Linked DNA regions of Homo sapiens: region 1 is linked to region 2. The links are chromatin loops, found by intact Hi-C in ENCODE. Cell type or tissue: Caco-2. All regions are shown on one strand. Links, peaks and the distances in the headings refer to the core of each region. The heading gives the core; the rest is flanking DNA.

Region 1 (2,500 bases), core at 1-2,500, 150 kb after region 2:
TTTTTCAGTCAGACGTGAGTGGCCCTGCTCAAGTCAACCGAGTCTACATGAATGAGCCAGTTCACTGGGGGTTCAACCCATGGGAAAAGGTGAAAGAATGTGGAGGAGGCACAACCCTGCCTTGTGGCCCAGGCCCAGAAATGGTGCACACCACTCTGCTCTCACTCCCCTGGTGGGAAGAGAGTCACATGGTCACATCTGACGGCAAAGGAGGCTGTGAAATGTGGTCTAGCTTAGCAGTGATGTGCCTTGCTGCAATTCTGCTACTGTGGAAGGAAGTAGACATGAATTTTTAAAGATAATTAGCCATATCTACTCCACTGGTTAAAGAGAGAGAAAGAGAGAATTTGGGGGCCCATTCAACTGAAAAATCAAGGCATACAATTGTCATCAGGCCCAGCTGGGCCCAGAATTTCTTCCCTAAAAATGTTTTTATGGCTAGGCATGGTCACGGCTCATATCTCTAATCTCAGCAGGCTGAGGTAGGTGGATTGCTTGAGCCCAGGTATTGGAGACCAGCCTGGGCAACACAATAATACCCCATCTTTAAAAAAAAAAAAGTTAAGCCGAGCATGGTGGCTCACACCAGTAATCCCAGCACTCTGAGAGGCTGAGGTGGGTGGATTACCTGAGGTCAAGAGTTCGAGACCAGCCTGGCCAACATGGTGAAACCCCATTTCTACAAAAAATGCAAAAATTATCTGGATGTGGTGGCACACACTTGTAATCCCGGCTACTTGGGAGGCTGATGCAGGAGAATCGCTTGAACCCAGGAGGCAGAGGTTGCAGTGAGCCGAGATCATGCCACTGCACTCCAGCCTGGGCAACAGAGCAAGACTCTGTCTCAAAAAAAAAAAAAGTTTAAAAAATTAACTGGGCATGGTGGTGCATGCCTGTGGTCTCAGCTACTCAGGAGGCTGAGGTAGGAGGAATGCCTGAGCCAGGGAAGTTGAGGCTGCCATGAGCCCTGATTGTGCCACTGCATTCCAGCCTGAGAGACTGTTTCAAAAAAGAAAGGGAAAAAATATTCCCAGAAAATCTAGATTTGTATCCTACGAGATTAGAAATCTTCAAAGAAAGAGTATACCTGTTTTCCAGTGGCCCCAAATGCCCAATGCTGACACTTAATTGGTCTAGCTTGGGTCACATCCTCATCACTGAACACATCCCTGAGTCAGGGGATGGAATATGCTAACAGGAGAGGCCTGGGCCAGTTCACCATGGGATCAGGGAGTAGGGGCCAGCCCCACTCAGGTCACTGGGCTGAGAGTAGGAGAGGGACAGAGAGCTCACAGGGAAATGAGGATGGTGGCTGTACAGGCAAAAACAACAGACAGGCACTTTGACCACCAGCCAATCCCCACCCATTGCTGCACAGTTAGGGAGATGGGACAGAACCCCTGATTTCCTGTGTGGCCTTGGCTGATGCTCTGGCACCTCCTGGGCCAAGGATTTCCTTCTGTCTCTGTGAACGACCTCCGATACCGGGACTGTTGTCAGATCCTAGCTCCTCACCAGCATGGCGCAAAGCGCTGTCCATGGTGCTGGACCATATGCACTCTCTAAAGCGTAGATGGAGGCTGCACGCTTTTTCCGAACAGGGCCGGATAGTAGTAAATGCTTTGGGCTGTGTGGGACATACGGTCTTCCTCAAACTCTACACAAACTCTGCCACCGTAAAGTAAAAGCAGCCATAGACGATGCATAAATGAATGAGTGTGGCTATGTTCCTACAAAACTTAATTTTTGGACACTGTAATTTGAACTTCATGTAATTTTTCTATGTCACAAATGTTATCTTTTTTCATTTTTTCCCAACAATTAAAAAATGAAAAACCAGGCCGGGCACGGTGGCTCATGCCTATAATCCCAGCATTTTGGGAGGCCAAGGCGGGCGGATCACAAGGTCAGAAGTTTGAGACCAGCCTGACCAACATGGTGAAACCCCGTCTCTACTAAAAATACAAAAAGTTAGCCGGGTGTGGTGGCTGGCGCCTGTAGTCCCACCTACTCGGGAGGCTAGGCAGGAGAATCGCTTAAACCCGGGAGGCGGAGGTTGCAGTGAGCCAAGATTGCGCCACTGCACTCCAGCCTGGGCAACAAACCAAGACTCCGTCTCAAAAAAAAAGAAAAAGAAAAAGAAAAAAATAAAAACCATTCTTAGCTCTTGGGCAGTATAAAAAAGCAGGTGGCAGGCCATATTTGGAGCATGGGCCAATCTGCTCTAAAGTTTGCTGAACTAAAATAATCATTTTCTCCCAGCCCTAGAACAAAATACATCCCCAGTTAGGGCTACCATTCATGTTCTTTTTGTTGTTGTTGTTTGTTTGGTTTTGCTTTGTTTTGTTTTTCTATTATGATTAGGGAACTGTTTTGGAAATTCATAGGACAATATAATCATAACTTACATTCCACAGTTGCCATACCTGATAACATGGACTTTTAAAGTTTTCATTTTTAAAAATTTTATTTATTTATTTATTTTTGAGATGGAGGCTTG
Region 2 (15,894 bases), core at 7,639-10,138:
GGCCAGGGGCAGAACTACTAGAGGGAGCATCAGTAGGAAAAGAGTAGTCATCATGGGTGACCGGGGAGTAGATGGGACAGTGAGGAAGAGTGGGTCAGTGTGGGGCCTTTGGAGCCTCACCTCACTGTGGTTGAGGTCTTTTGGGCTCATGTCCTCGGGCCACAGGGTGAGAGGGTCAGGGCCTTGGGGAAGCTGTGTGGCCACAGAAGTGGGAGCAGATCCAGGCTGAAGGCTCAAGGTTGGCATGGGCTGCGCCACAGAGACGCACCAGGCAGTGGACACAAGAGATGAGGAATTCATAGTGAGCTCCTCCAAATGTGTGGAAACAGACAGCTCCCATGGCAGTGCAGACCTGTGATTCCTCCAGGACAATGGGGCTGGACAGGGACTGGGTTGACAGGCAGCTGTGCCAGCTACCTGTGGAGGCCTTGCAGTGATCTTGGCACTTGTCAGGCCAGCACTGGGGCACCCTGGTTACCAGGACCCCAAGGGCTGGGCAGCAGCCCTCCTGCAGCAGGCAGCTAGTCAGGCTTTGAAAGTAGCGGTACAGGGTGGCTGCAGTGCACTGGGGCTGATGAGGTTGGCACATGTGGCTGGGCATGCAGAGCCATGTGCGACAAAGCAGGAGTATTCTGGGCACTGGGGACTGTGGCTGGGACACAATGGTGGGAAAACAAGTGGTGGGGTCACAAGACTCAGGGCAGGGGTCGAGGTGGGGGGCTGTCAGAGGAAGAGGGATCAGGGACCCATGAAGACAAGGTCCCCAGTCCCTTCTTTCTCATGATCCAGAAGTCACGCCCCGATATGTGTGTGTGTGTGTGTGTGTGTGTATGCGCATGAGTGTGTGTGTGTGTGTGTGTGTGTGTGAGAGAGAGAGAGACTCGCTCTTTCACCCAGACTAGAGTGCAATGGCACGATCTCGGCTCACTGTAACCTCTGCCTCCTGAGTTCAAGTGATTCTCCAGTCTCAGCTTCCCGAATAGTTGGGATTGCAGGCACCCATGACCACATCTGACCAATTTTTGTATTTTTAGTAGAGACAGGGTTTCACCATGTTGACCAGGCTGGTCTTGAACTCCTGACCTCAAGTGATCCACTTGCCTTGGCCTCCCAAAGTGCTGGTATTACAGGCATAAGCCACCATGCCTGGCCTCATGCCCCAATCTTTGACTCCACTTCTGTAACCACACAACTGCACCAAAGCCACAGCCATGGACACCTCAGAATTGACAGCCTAAGACTCCATCTGTGATGCCACATACCTGCCCTCTAGGGCAGCTGAAGGGGAACATGGGTCATAGCCTCTCCTAGCCAGCAGGTACAGGAGGAGGAAGGGACCTTGATGAGGATGGTCTGGCCAGGCTGGGGAGGAATGGGGGTTGGGGGTGGTGTGGGGATGGTGAGGTGGTCATGGAGGGAGGGTGCAGCTATGGGTTCTGAGATAAGACCCATGTAAGGATAAGTACGGGGAATCAGTGGATGACCCAAGCAAGACTGTTAACAAAGACCGGAGAGAATGCTTGCAGGGAAGTACTGGCCATTGCAGAAGGAGGAACAGGGATGCAGTCACCCCCAGCCGGGAAGACTCCATCCTTACACTTGTGGCCCTCAGCATGGGGAGTGGGGAGCCCTACCACCTCTTGCACACCTGGGTTCACACACAGGCTGTGGTGGCTGTGCCAGGAACACAGCCTGGCTTTGGAGAGGTGGCTTGAGAGGCTCAGGCAAGCCAGGGACCCACCCTCTATTCAACCAGCATCCCCAGACAGCATCCTCCCAGCAACCCTCCCCCTTGGATTAATTATAGCAGCAATAATAACAACCGGCATTGACTGGGCAGTGTCTGCATACCATGCAGTGTGCTAGCTACTTTCAAGTGCCCTGGACATGACAAACATGGCTTCCTTGCTCTTTTTTTGGAGGGGTCTTGCCTACTATTCCCAGCCTCTGCTGACAGGGAGACATGTGGTCCCACCCAGCATCATGGGTGTGTGGGGAACCTGTCAGGGATCTCTAGTAATGAATGCCTTTTTTGCCTTCCCCACCCTTTTTTTTTTTTTTTTTTTTGAGACGGAGTCTTGCTCTGTCACCCAGGCTGGAGTGCAGTGGCTCGATCTCAGCTCACTGCAAACTCCTCCTCCTGGGTTCATGCGATTCTTCTGCCTCAGCCTCCCAAGTAACTGGGATTACAGGTGCACACAACCACGCCAGCTGTTTTGTTGTTGTTGTTGTTGTTTTTCACATTTTTACTAGAGATGGGGTTTCACCATGTTTGCCAGGCTGGTCTCGAACTCCTGGCCTTGGGTGATCCACCCGCCTCAGCCTCCCAAAGTGTTGGGATTACAGGAGTGAGCCACCACGCCTGTCCCTCACCCTTCTAATAATAATACTTGCACCTTCTTTTTGGCAGCTGCCCGTACTTTCAGCATGTGCACTGAAGGGATTCCATATCCAGGATCCAGTGATGTGTACAGGACCCAGGGCTGCCTAATCAGCTTATTTCTCACGCCTCTGGGCCCCAATCATTGGCCAGGCAAAGCCTATCAGAGGCAACCCTGGGACCTTTGCAGGAACCGATGGCAAAGGGTGTTAAATTTTCTCCAGGGTCTGTGCATAGTGGATCATACCTGTAATCCCAGCAATTTGGGAGGCTGAGGTAGGTGGATCGCTTGAGCCCAGGAATTCAAGACCAGCCTGGGCCACATGGCAAAAGCCCATCACTACAAAAAGTACAAAAATTATCTGGACATGGTGGCGTGTGCCTGTAGTTCCAGCTACTTGGGAGGCAAGGATGGGAGGATCGCTTGAGCCCAGGAGGTTGAGGCTGCAGTAAGCTGATATCACACCATTGAATTCCAGCCTGGGCAACAGAGGAAGACTCTGTCTCAAAAAAGAAAAGAAAAGAAAAGAAAAGAAAAGAAAAGAAGAGAAGAGAAGAGAAGAGAAGAGAAGAGAAGAGAAAAGAAAAGAAAAGAAAAGAAAAGAAAAGAAAAGAATCCTTCCTGATAGAGTGACCACATTGTGTTCACATGACCCTACCTCTTGCCATAGATGGTTAGGTCAGAGCTGGACAAAAAGTGTGTGTGTTTCGCGGGGGCGAGAGGCCAATCTATAGCAAAAGGCCAGACAGATTCCCTCAACGAGCACTTCAACCTAGAGGCAAAAAGAGATGGGGGGAGTGGAGGATGGTGACCCAAAAAGGGTAAGTCAGGGTGGGGCCAGGAATCCTTGAGGCACATGGAGGAGACGTGGATATAGAGACTCCAAGTTGGGGAGAATCTGTTAAATCCACGAACAAATATTCAGATGCCAGCTATGCCATGTTTTAGGCATGTGACATCGGGCACATTCCTTAACCATCCATGCCTTGGTTTCCTTCATCCATAAAATGTAAATGGGAGGATTGATTGAGGGAGAACAGGGCTTAGAACTGAGAGAGTACTCAGTAAAGGTCAGCCGTTCTTTTTTTTTTTTTTTTTTTTTTTTTTTGAGATGGAGTCTCGCTCTGTCACCCAGACTGGAGTGCAGTGGTGCAATCTCAGCTCACTGCAAGCTCCGCCTCTGGGTTCATGCCATTCTTCTGCCTCAGCCTCCCAAGTAGCTGGAACTACAGGCACCCGCCACCACTCCCGGCTAATTTTTTGTATTTTTAGTAGAGACGGGGTTTCACCGTGGTCTCGATCTCCTGACCTCATGATCCACCCGCCTCTGCCTCCCAAAGTGCTGGGATTACAAGTGTGAGCCACCATGCCCGGCCTCCGGCTAATTTTTGTCTTTCTAGTAGGGACGGGTTTTTGCCCCGTCTAGTAGGGACGGGGTTTTGTCCAGGCTGGTCTCAAACTCCTGGCCCCCTGTGATCCACCCGCCTTTGCCTCCCAAAGTGCTGGGATCACAGTGTGAGCCACTGTGCCTGGCCCTTTTTTTTTTTGAGACAGGGTCTCACTTTGTCACCCAGGCTGGAGTGCAGTACTGCCATAATAACTCACTGCAGCCTCCAAATCCTGGGCTCCAGTGATCCTCCCTACTCAGCCTCCAGAGCTGTGGTTGGGACCACAGGCACATGCCACCACACCTGGCTAATTGTTTAACTTTTTTTGCAGAGACAGGGTCTTGCCATGTTGCCCAGGCTGGTCTTGAACTCCTGGGTTCAAGCAATTCCCAAAGTGTTGGGATTACAGGTGTGAGCCACTGCACCTGGCCAGATTTTGCATTTTCAATAAGCTCTGGGTGTTGCTAATGCTGCTGGGGGGCTTTAAGAACTGCTGTCTTCAGGTAGCCCCTGATGTAGGTTGTGTGCCCTGTAAGTGTTAGCTAAGAAAGAAAATCAAATCTGTCTTCCCCACAAGAATATGTGCAGTACTCAGCTGAGCGCGGTGGCTCACGCCTGTAATCCCAGCACTTTGGGAAGCTGAGGCAGGCAGATCACCTGAGGTCAGGAGTTTGAGACCAGCCTGGCCACCATGGTGAAACCCCATCTCTACTAAAAATACAAAAATTAACCGGACGTGGTGGTGAGTGCCTGTAGTCCCAGCTACTCGGGAGGCTGAGGCTGGAGAATCGCTTGAACCCAGGAGGTGGAGGTTGCAGCGAGCCGAGATTGCGTCACTGCACTCCAGCCTGGGTGACAGAGCAAGAATGTCTCAAAAAAAAAAAAAAAAAAAAAGGTATGTGCAGGACTCTATCCTGTTGGTGCTCTATCTCCAGCCTATGCCCAGCACTTAGTAGGTCCTCAATCCGTACCTGTGGAGTCACTACAGACCAGACCCAGGTCTCTTGCAGGCCCTGCCTCATGCTGGCTCTGTCCGCTCTTGGGTGGAGACTCACAGCAGAGGCCCAGGCCCTCCAGGACAGCACACTGGTACCAGCCATCAGCTCACAGGCAGGCATGGGGCACTTTGTGGTTCCAGGGATGTGGTCCACTTCGGCCACGCAGGCCTGGAAGAAGGACTGTCTGGTGACAGGTGTGTGTGACAGGGTGCCAGTGGGTCCCTGGCTAGGCAAGAGGCTACAGGCACTGGACCACATCGTGTCTGTGCCAGGGTCCTCGGTGGCTGCCGGACAGACTGACCTTGGGCAAGTATGCGGCGGGGCGCAGGGCTCGGGCCTCGGCAGCTGCCAAGTCATCCACCTGCTGTCTTACCTTTGCAGTTGCCATGGAGGCCACGGGGAATCAGAGGTCGGAGGCGGTGTGCCAGGACTGGTGCGGGAAGAGTGGAGGGGGATCAGATGCATGTGAGAAGGAACATGGGGGTGAGGTATGAAGAAACACGGGACTGTGGGGGAGGGGAGAGCCGAGGCGAGGGGGTTGTAGGCAACACTCAGGATGGGCATTGTGGAGTACGACCAGCACCACGGCAGGAAGTCAGGGGAGGGGCGTGGAGACCAAGGGAGGAGGAGAGAGAGTAGTAGGGTGGGCAGGGCGGTGTGGGGAGAAACAGGGATTAGCATTAGGGACAAGGGAGGGATCTAGAGCCAGGGAGGAGTCTGGAGAGACTAAGAGGACGAGGGGCTATTCTGAGAGGAAGGGTTGGTGGTGAGGGAGGGGCAGGCAGGGAAGGGGTTTGGGGAGGAGCCAATGGCAGCTGTTGGGGAGAGGGGTCACTTCCAGATCTAAGAGGAGGAGAAAGAACGGGGAGATGAAGACTTGGGGCAGGAGAGAGTGGTGGGGCGTGCTGGCGTGGTGAAGTGAGGGAGGAGGGGAGTGGGGGAGACACAGTGAGACTGGGCTGCATGGAGCAGGAGGTGCGGCCAGCAGGGGACTGGCTTTAATCAGAGCAGGGCTGGCACTTTAGGATGGGTTAAGGTCCAATGTGGACCATGAGGGCCAGGCACGGCAGCTCATGCCTGTAATCCCAGCACTTTGGGAGGCCAGTGGATGAGCTGTGGCCAGGAGTTTGAGACCAACCTGGCCAATGTGGTGAAACCCCATCTCTACTAAAAATATAAAACTTAGCTGGGTGTCGTGGTGCACACCTGTAATCCCAGCTACTCAGGAGGCTGAAGCAGGAGAATTGCTTGATCCCAGTAGGCGGAGGTTGCAGTGCCATTGCACTCCGGTCTGGGCAACAGAGTAACACTCCATCAAGAAAAAAAGAAAGAAAGAAAGAAATAAGGAAAGGGAAAGGGAAGGAGAGCGATACAGAAGTGCAGATGGGAGAAGGGAGGAGAAGAGTGGAAATTAGGGTGTTGGCAAGGGGAAGGGAAGGAAGGCATCAGAGAGCCATACACAGAGATCCTGTCCACCGGAACAGAGATGCAAAGTTGCTAAAATGAGGTAAATGACAGGACAAGGGTTCTCTTGACTGTCCCTGGTTACCGAGGTCCACACCAAAGTAGTGGCCATGCACACATAGCAGCAGCACATGGCAGAGGCCGGACAGTCCCAGGTCTCTCTCCAGCACCACCTCGAAGGGCTGCACACCCCACAGGCAGCCCAAAACCGTGCAGACACCCAGGAGCCCAAATGTGGTGCTCCCAAAGGGGCGGTCATGGAGTTGCCTGAGGCTGTGCAGAGGCCTGGGGCCTCCTAGGGGATGTGGCAGGGTTTGCAAGCCACCAACCTTGGCAGGCAGCAGCACCAGATGGCGGGCAAGTGGCTGCCGTGGGCCCACCCTCCATGCAGGGGGCGCTAGGATCTGTCATCTGGTGCCCTGCAGGGGTGGGGCTGGAGAGCTCAGCTTAGACAGAACTGAAGCTGGAACCTCAGATCAGTAAAGCCCAGGTGGCTAACTGTGGTTCACAGGCAGTGATGGGTCTCTGGGATGGGTGACGGCTTCGGGGCTGGGCCGTGATCAGGTTCTGAGTCCCTGAAGAGATAAGGGCTGAAGTGCTGGGCCATAATCAGGGCTGAGATTGGGGAAGCATATGAGGTGGGGGCTGGCTTTAATCAGAGTAGGGCTGACACTTTAGGATGGGCAATGGTTGAGGTCAAGTCTGGACAATGAGTGGGGAGGGGGTGAGGCCGGCATCACGGGAAGTACAAGGTCTCAGGGATTAAATGGGGCAGTGAGGGTCTGCCATCCTGGGATAGGCAACAGCTGAGGAGCTGAACTCCAGTCGGGAGTGGAGCCAGGCTCCCCAGATGAACAAACCCGGATGAGCATGCGGCAGGGTCCAGCACCCAGACACATCTCCACCACTCAGTGTTGGAAATAGGGACCTGGTGCCAGCAACTCATGACACAGCTGGAGGGGCCCCAGGGCATCCAGGAGGATGCCATAGATGTGAACAAAGTGGGCCAGGGTGCTAGTGGTTGGCAGGGTGGCACAGGATGGTGGTCATGATGGCATCTTGCCAGAGGCATTTGGACACCCAGACAGCCCACCAAGCAGCCACAGGCCCAAGCCAATATGTCCTCAGGCAGCTTGGTGCTTGCCTCAACTCTGGGCATCCAGGTACCCCCCAGTGTAGTCAGCACCTAACCCCGCCCCTATTGCTGCTGGTAGCATCAGTGTTGCATGGATCCCGGGGTGTAGGTCCCACACAGGCCAAAGGGGCAGCTGGCCATGGTGTCCCAGCCCTGGCAGAAGATGAGTGCACTGTTGCCTGGAGCCTGTAAGTGCAGATTCTTGCAGTCACCATTCACCTGCGGGGAGAGGGCAGGTCAAGCTAGAGCTTGGGGGCCCAGTGTCAGTACCAAGGATGCCTGGACCCCTGCTTTTAGCAGGGGTTCTGGGGGGCCAGTTGAGGGGCTGGGGGTCTGTCCACAAACCTAGAAATGCTTGGACTGCTGTTCATGATCCTGACCACCCTTTTCAACAAATCTTGAGAGGTAAGAATTATGGATTCTGGAGGTTGGGACTATAGTTTTCCTCAATTAGAATTGATATAGTTTATGTGCAGAATAGGCTGGGTGCAGTAGGTGATGCTTTAATCTCAGCAACTTGGGAGGCCAAGGCGGGCCAATTGCTTGAATCCTGGAGTTCGAGGCCAGCCTGGACAACACAGTAAGACCCTGTCTTTCCAAAAAATGAACATACATATTGACTTGCACCTGTAGTCCCAGCTACTAGAGAGGCTACAGGGGCAAGAGGTGAGAGGATTGCTTAAGTCCAAGTGGTTGAGGCTACAGTGAGCCGCGGTCCCACCACTGCATTCTAGCCTGGGCAAGAGTGAGACTGTCTCAAATACATACATACACACACACACACACACATACACACACACACACACACACACACGTGTATAAAATAGAACAGTTCTCAGCTCATAGTTGGTGCTCAATAAATATTTGTCGAACTAATGCATGAATGAATAAATGAATGAGGTTCATAGGTGATGCTGGTCTATAAGCATTCCAAGGATGCTGGACTTTCTAAGTAATGGCAGGGGTTCCAGGGTGCTGTGATGACTGGTACTGGGCAGGGGGTGGGCCCACAGCAGCTACAAATGCCTGAACTGCTGTCCATGGTTCTGATCGTTGTTGTCCACAGCAGTTGTGTTTGGCATCTAGGATTTGGGGGGCTGTGAGGGTTTGTAAACATTGGGGATTGGGACTTTAGAACTCCTGGATCCTATATGGGGGTGCCCAGGACCTGGACTGAGAGTGTGTTCTGAAATTCAGTTAACATACTTAAAGAAGCACTTCAAATAGTGCCTGGAACACAGTAGATACTCAATATATGGTTGTTGAATGAGGAAATGGAATTATTGGCTCAGAACTGGGTTCCAAGATCCCAGAGTCTGACACTTCTGGTACACTGGGGCTTGCCCTTGAGATTCTAGGATTTTGTTTTTGACAGAGTCTTGCTCTGTCGCCCAGGCTGGAGTGCAGTGGCACAATCTCGGCTCACTCCAATCTCCACCTCCTGAGTTCAAGCGATTCTCCTGTCTCAGCCTCCCTAGATTCTGGGATTATAGGCACCTGCCACCACACCCAACTAATTTTTGTATTTTTAGTAGAGATGGGGTTTCATCATATTGGTCAGGCTGGTCTTGAACTCCTGACCTCAGATTATCCGCCTGCCTCAGCCTCCTAAAGTGCTGGGATTACGGGCATGAGCCACCGCGCCTGGCAGGACCCTGTCTCTTAAAAAAGGAAGAAGCAGCCTGTGTCGCAGGCACAAGTATGCCCGCAGGGCAGTGGTAACCCCCAGTGGGCCTGCCTGTGGGGGGTCTCTGGACAGGATAAGCCACATGGCTCATAGTGATTGTTTTCGGGGCACTCAATAGCTGCAGGGGCAGGAGTGGGGATGGAGAAAGACAGGAAGGGAAAGGTATTCACACCAGGACTCCCAGGTCTGGTTTCCAAGACCCAAGCATTTGGCCACCCCTATAGTGCAAATGTCCCTGCTCTCAGCTTCCAGGAATCCCTACCAACATCCTGTGGTCCTCACCCTCTAGAATGGAGCTCTCCAGGCAACAGACCCAGCAATCCCTGCCTCACAGAGTAAAGAAGTCTCTGTGCTAAGAAACCAGAAGTCCACTCCCCAGAACATAGAAGTCTGGCTCTGGGACAGGCGTAGTGGCTCACATCTGTAATCCCAGCATTTTGGGAGGCCAAGGTGGGAGGATCACTTGAGCTCAGGAATTAGAGACCAGCCTGGGCAACATAGGAAGACCTCATCTTTACAAAAAAAATTAAAAAATTATCTGGGCATAGTGGCACATGCCCGTGGTCCCAGATACTTGGGAAGCTGAGGAGGGAGGATGGCTTGAGCCTGGGAGGTTGAGGCTGCAGTGAGCTATGATAGTACCACTGCACTCCAGCCTTGGCAACAGAGTGATACCCTGTCTAAATAAACAACAGAGTGACATCCTGTCTAAATAAATAAATAAGTCTGGCTCTGGGACTCAGAGCGCTCACCCCAGATACTGGAGTTGTCACCACCTAGGTGTTCTAGTCTCTAGAACTTGAGAACCCAGCAGTCCCAGCCCTATAGCCAAGTTGTTCCCATGCCCAGGACCCAGAAGCCCTGGCCCCAGACCCAAAGAGCCCTGTCTCTGGGCCCTAGAATTATTTTCCCCGCACCCCCCAACTCAGCAGTCTTGCCCCCAGGACCCAGAGGCTGTCCCCTTCCAGGGACCCTACACCCTTGCCCCAGGAATCAGCCTCCAGAACTAAGGAGTGTCATTCCTAAGTCCCAGAATCCCCTTTACCCAGCAGCCTATAACCCTTTCCCTTGAAGGGTCACTCACGGCAGCCAGCCCAGAAGCTCGAGGGCTCAGTGTTGACACTGAGGCCTGACAGGGTGTACACAGACATGGAAGCACTCCCAAAGCGTAGGCAGGGAGCTGGGGAAGGGGCATATCCAGGCACGGCACTGGCCTCGAAGGGTGTAGGTGTCACACTTGGTGGCAGTGGCTAAGGGGCCCCTTTGGGGCTACAGGGACAGCACAGGGCCCCCAGTCTCCTGTGGGGACTAAGGCTTGGCTCAGGGTATCAGGTGGCTGCGGGGCCCAAATGCACGAAGACCAGTGGATCTGGACTGCCCATGTCATGGTCCTGCCTGAATGAAGTCACTGCACAGTCTGCCTTGTGTGAGTGGCAACCTTCAGCCACGTGCAGTGACGTGTGTGCTGCCGGTTGTAAAAGAGATGCAGTGTGGGCGGTTCTTGCTCCAGACCTGCCTCTGCCCATGGTTCTGAGGTGTGGAAGTACAACCATAGCCATCTGTCGCCCAGGATAACTGACAGCCCCAGCTGCTGTGGGTTCCCCTGCAGGAGTGACCAAGAGCTGGGGTCTTCAGAGGGGCTGAATTCCTGAGCATCGGGGAGGGGTGGAGGATAAGGAGGTTGAGGGGGTTGGATTCTGGGATATTGAGAGTGGGGCCTTTGCAGATCTAGGATGCCCCACCCTCGTCTACTAACCAAGAATCTTTCTTTTTCTTCTTCTTCTTCTTTTTTTTTTTTTCGAGACAGAGTCTCACCCTGCCGCCCAGGTTGGAGTGCAGTGGCACAGTCTCGGCTCACTGCAAGCTCCGTCTCCTGGGTTCACGCCATTCTCCTGTCTCAGCCTCCCCAGTAGCTGGGACTACAGGCGCCTGCCACCACGCCCCGTAATTTTTTGTATTTTTAGTAGAGACAGGGTTTCACTGTGCTAGCCAGGATGGTCTCGATCTCCTGACCTTGTGATCCGCCCACCTTGGCCTCCCAAAGTGCTGTGATTACAGGTGTGAGCCACCGTGCCCAGCTAACCAAGAATCTTTCTGTGTGTGTGTGTGTGTGTGTGTGTGTGTGTGTGTGTGTGTGTGTGTGTGTGTGTTTAAGTAGAGACGAGGTTTCGTCATGTTGCCCAGGCTGGTCTGGAACTCCTGAGCTCAAGCAGTCTGCCCACCTTGGCCTCCTAAAGTGCTGGGATTGTAGATGTGAGCCACCATGCCCAGCCTCTATCCGGGAATCTTTTTTTTTTTTTTTTTTTTTTTTGAGACAGAGTCTCGCTCTGTCTCCCAGGCTGGAATGCAGTGGCGAGATCTTGGCTCACTGCAACCTCCACCTCCCAGGTTCAAGCAATTCTGCTCTCTCAGCCTCCTGAGTAGCTGGGATTACAGGCGTGCACTACCATGCCAAGCTAATTTTTGTAGTTTTAGTAGAGACAGGGTTTCACCATGTTGGTCAGGCTGGTTTTGAACTCCTGACCTCGTGATCCGCCCGCCTTGGCCTCCCAAAGTGTTGGGATTACAGGCGTGAGCCACTGTGCCCGGCCTTCTTTTTTTTTTTTTTTAAACTGGGAGTCTTGATTTCAATATCCAGATTTGTCCTAACACAATACTTGCAAGTCCTCTTCTCAGGAATCTAGATGAGTAATCCTACCAAGGAGCCAGGTGTGCCCACCTCATCCAGTAAACAGGAGAGCCTTCAGACAGGACCCAAGGGCTTCCCCCATTACCAAGAGCCTCCACCTGTCCTTCCAGATCAAGGGGTACCTCCTTTCTCCCAGTCCATGATTTCCTTATTTTGCCTCACTTGGTGGTTTCCAGCCCACATTTCTCCTGCGTTCACTGCCCCACCCTGGTCCAAGCCCCATTGTCTCCTGCCGGGACTACTGCAGCAGCCTCCTCACTGTTGTTCCTCCAGGCCTCATTCCTTCACAAGCCCTGTAATCTGTTCTCAACTGGCAGCCACAGGGATGTTGTTAGTGTCTGATATAGTTTGGCTATTTGTCCCTGCCCAAATCTTGGCAGGGCGCAGTGGCTCACGCCTGTAATCCCAGCACTTTGGGAGGCTGAGGCAGGTGGATCACCTGAGGTCAAGAGTTCCAGACCAGCCTGGCCAACATAGTGAAACCCCGTGTCTACTAAAAACACAAAAATTATCCGAGTGTGGTGGCATGTGCCTGTAGTCCCAGGCTACTTGGGAGGCTGAGGCAGGACAATTGCTTGAACCTGGGAGGCAGAGGTTGCAGTGAGCCAAGATCTCACCACTGCACTCCAGCCTGGGCAACAGAGTGAGACTCAGTCTCAAAAAAAAAAAAAAAATTCTAAAATTCCAATTAATTGAGGAAGGAACACAGGAGTGTCAAGTCCTTGGGAAAAGAGGGATCATGTTGGTGAGAGTATAAGTCTGGAGCCCTGAGTATCTGAAGGTTCTGGATACCTGGGGTGGGGGCTACTGGATGCTGGGGAGCCTTAAGAGCACTGGGGGGCATCCTGACCCCTGAGTGGCAGGGCAAACTCCCAGGCGGTGTGGAGGCAGGTATGCAGCATCATGGCTTCACGTCTCGGGTCCTAGCTTTGCATATTTTCTGTGCTTTCCATATATTAGCTCATTTAATCCTCACTACAGCCCTATGAATCAGATCTTTTCATCATTCTCATTTCACATATGAAGAAATTGAGGCCCAGAGAGGTTAAATAATTTATCCAAGGTCACATAGATATCAAGTGCCAAACCGGAATTTGAACCCAGGCCACCATTGTTTTTCTATAGTGGTGCTGAGGGGTGGCCTAGTGTGGCAAGCCACATCTCATGAACGCAGGCCTCCATAACAACTGTTTTAGCACTGACTGTGGTTGGGTTAAATACTAAAAGCTGATAGAGGCCAGGAGCGGTGGCTCACGCCTGTAAGCCCAGCACTTTGGGAGGCTGAGGCAGGAGGATCATCTGAGGTCGGGAGTTCGAGACCAGCCTGGCCAATATAGTAAAGCCCCGTCTCTACTAAAAATACAAAAAAAATTAGCTGGGCATGGTGGTGCACACCTGTAATCCCAGCTACCTGGGAGAGTTGAATCTGGGAGGAGGAGGTTGCAGTGAGTTGAGATGGCGCCACTGTGCTCCAGCCTGGACAAGAGAGTGAGACTCCGTCTCAAAAAAGAAAAAAGAAACAAAACAAAAAACGCTGGTAGAGCCAGCGTCCATACAAAGGCTGGAATGTAACAAAAGCTCACCAAGAGTTTAGGCCAGGCCTTTCCTGGCCCTTGAGGCATGACAAGATCATGAAGGAATTCCTTTATTTTTTGTTTTTTTGAGACAGAGTTTCACTCTTGTTGCCCAGGCTGGAGTGCAATGGCGCGATCTCAGCTCACCACAACCTCCACCTCCCAGGTTCAAGCAATTCTCTTGCCTCAGCTTCCCGAGTAGCTGGGATTACAGGCATGCGCCACCATGCCCAGCTAATTTTGTATTTTTAGTAGAGATGGGATTTCTCTGTGTTGGTCAGGCTGGTCTCGAACTCCCGACCTCAGGTGATCCTCCCGCCTCAGCCTCCCAAAGTGCTGGTATTACAGGCATGAGCCACCATGCCCAGCCTCACGAAGGAATTCTTAACAGTTCCCATTTAAGATTATACAAGCTTTATTGGGGGTCTGAAGGAACTCCCCAGACCTTCACAAACAAGCTTTATTGGAGACTAAAGGAACTCCCCAAGCCTCCATAATTTAGCAGGAGACAAGATAAGGGTAATCACCCCAGCACCTGGACCCATTTAGATGAAGTAAATTTACTCATGTAAGTTTGCATTCATCTAAAGACATAAGTGATTAATTTCTTCTAATATAGCCTAGAATGTATATAAGCTCTGGAAAACGTTATAATTTTGAGTTGATCTGGGGATAATTTCCAGGCCTTCTCCCTGTAATCAGTTACAGAAATAAAAATTCTCTTCTTTCCCAGTTTATTTGTGTCTCATTATTAGGCTGTGAGAATAAGCAGCCCAACCCTCGGTTTGGTCTGGGTACACTAGTACATCATAACCTTCATCAGGTCCCCCCAGCCAGCAACCCGGATTAAACATACTCTAGCCCCCACAACCTTCTAACCAGAGCAGAGCCCCTAAACCTTCCTGGAGGAGAGATTTGGGACATGCTAGTGGCTGCATGTGGTCCTAGGATATGTTCACAGCTCGGGGAATTTGGAAGCTTCATATGCCTGTGTCAGGAAATGATAAACACAGCAAACACCCCCTCATATGACACTTACCATGAGTTGGACTCTGTTCCAAGTGCTTTTCCTGTGTTAACTCATTCTCACCTCACAGGAACCTGCTGAGGGAGGAGCTAGAGAGCCACAATCCCTTATCTACCATCTACAAAAGCAAACAACAACAACAACAACCAAAAGACCTGAAGACTGAATATGTTTTGTGTGTTTGATGTTAAAACTCAATTATCAGCAAAAGCTAACCTGAACTCATGTGTGGCTGCTATAGTCTTAATTTATCCTCCTTTGTGTGACTATTCAGACATTTCACTGCAAAGATATTAATGTTTGTGATTATGTAACACACACTGGGAGTGTTATATAATATGTGGCATTTGCCTGGTTTGACCATTCTAAATTCCAAAATCTGAAATGCACCTGGCCCCAGACATTTTAGATAAGGGACTTTGGACCTGTATAATTGCATCTTTTTTTTTTTTTTTTTTTTTTTTTTTTTTTTTTTGAGACAGACTCTCACTGTGTCCCCCAGGCTGGAGTTCGGTGGCGTGATCTCAGCTCACTACAACTTCTGCCTCCCAGGTTCAAGTGATTCTCCTTCTTTAGCATCCCCAGTAGCTGGGATTACAGGCACCCGCCACCATGCCCAGCTAATTTTTGTGTTTTTAGTAGGGATGGGATTTCACCATGTTGGCCAGGCTGGTCTCGAACTCCTGACCTTAGGTGATCCGCCCACCTTGGCCTCCCAAAGTGCTGGGATTATGGGCATGAGCCACTATGCCCGGTAAACAATTTTTTTTTTCTTTGAGACAGTCTTGCTCTGTCACTCAGGCTGGAGTGCACTGGCACACTCTGCTCACTGCAACCTCTGCCTCTTGGGTTCAAGTGATCCTCCCACCTCAGCCTCCCTAGTAGCTGAAACTACAGGTGAGCGCCACCAGGCCCAGCTAATTTTTGTATTTTTAGTAGAGACGGGGTTTCACCATGTTGGCCAGGCTGGTCTCGAACTCCTGACCTCAGGTGATCCGCCTGCCTCAGCCTCCCAAAGCGCTAGGATTACAGATGTGAGCCACCGCCCCAGCCTATATCATTGCTTCTATTTTAGAGGTGACAAAAATGACCTGCCAGGCATGGTGGCTCACATGCCTGTGATTCTAGTGCTTTGGGAGGCCGAGGACAGAAGATTGCTTGAGGCCAGGAGTTTGAGACCAGCCTGGACAATATAGCGAGACCCTGTCTCTTCAAAACAATTTAAAGAGCCAGGCATGGTAGTGTGTGCCTGTGGTCCTAGCTACTTGGGAGGCTGAGGTGGGAGGATCACTTGAGCCCAGGAGATTGAGGCTACAGTGAGCTATGATGGCACCATTGCACTCCAGCCTGGGTGACTAAACAAGACCCTGTCTCGAAAAAGAAAAAAAGCTCCCAAAATTGATGAACAGAGAAGGATGGGGTCTCCCAAGATCCCATACACTGTGATTCTTATCTGGATAGGGCCACACTTGTGCTTGACAGCAGTGATGGTAATACCAAAGATGCACCCTGTGACAAAGCACATGGGCTGCCTCCCTTCAGGACAGGAGA

Evidence for each region. Hi-C counts contacts between places; a loop is a spot of excess contacts. Peaks named below come from ENCODE experiments on the same cell type or tissue, not always from the same donor. Only the 100,000 strongest peaks of a DNase experiment are listed, where the experiment ranks them.
Region 1: it touches region 2 in a loop (23-fold over the local background); 1 of 110 quality-filtered maps calls a loop at or near these places.

Annotation. Positions count from the first base shown.
Region 1 is chr19:35,827,903-35,830,402 of GRCh38, reverse strand. All of the region lies in intron 28 of NPHS1 (NPHS1 adhesion molecule, nephrin), which reads left to right. Among named protein-coding and RNA genes, the nearest start is that of PRODH2, 16 kb to the right of the region's middle. In Caco-2, for the core only: no CTCF peak of the experiment used is centred there; a DNase peak (open chromatin) is centred at 1,542; H3K27me3 peaks cover 310 bases.
Region 2 is chr19:35,968,332-35,984,225 of GRCh38, reverse strand. No RefSeq gene overlaps it. Among named protein-coding and RNA genes, the nearest start is that of SDHAF1, 19 kb to the left of the region's middle. RefSeq lists silencers at 8,272-8,472, 10,472-10,672. In Caco-2, for the core only: no CTCF peak of the experiment used is centred there; no DNase peak of the experiment used is centred there.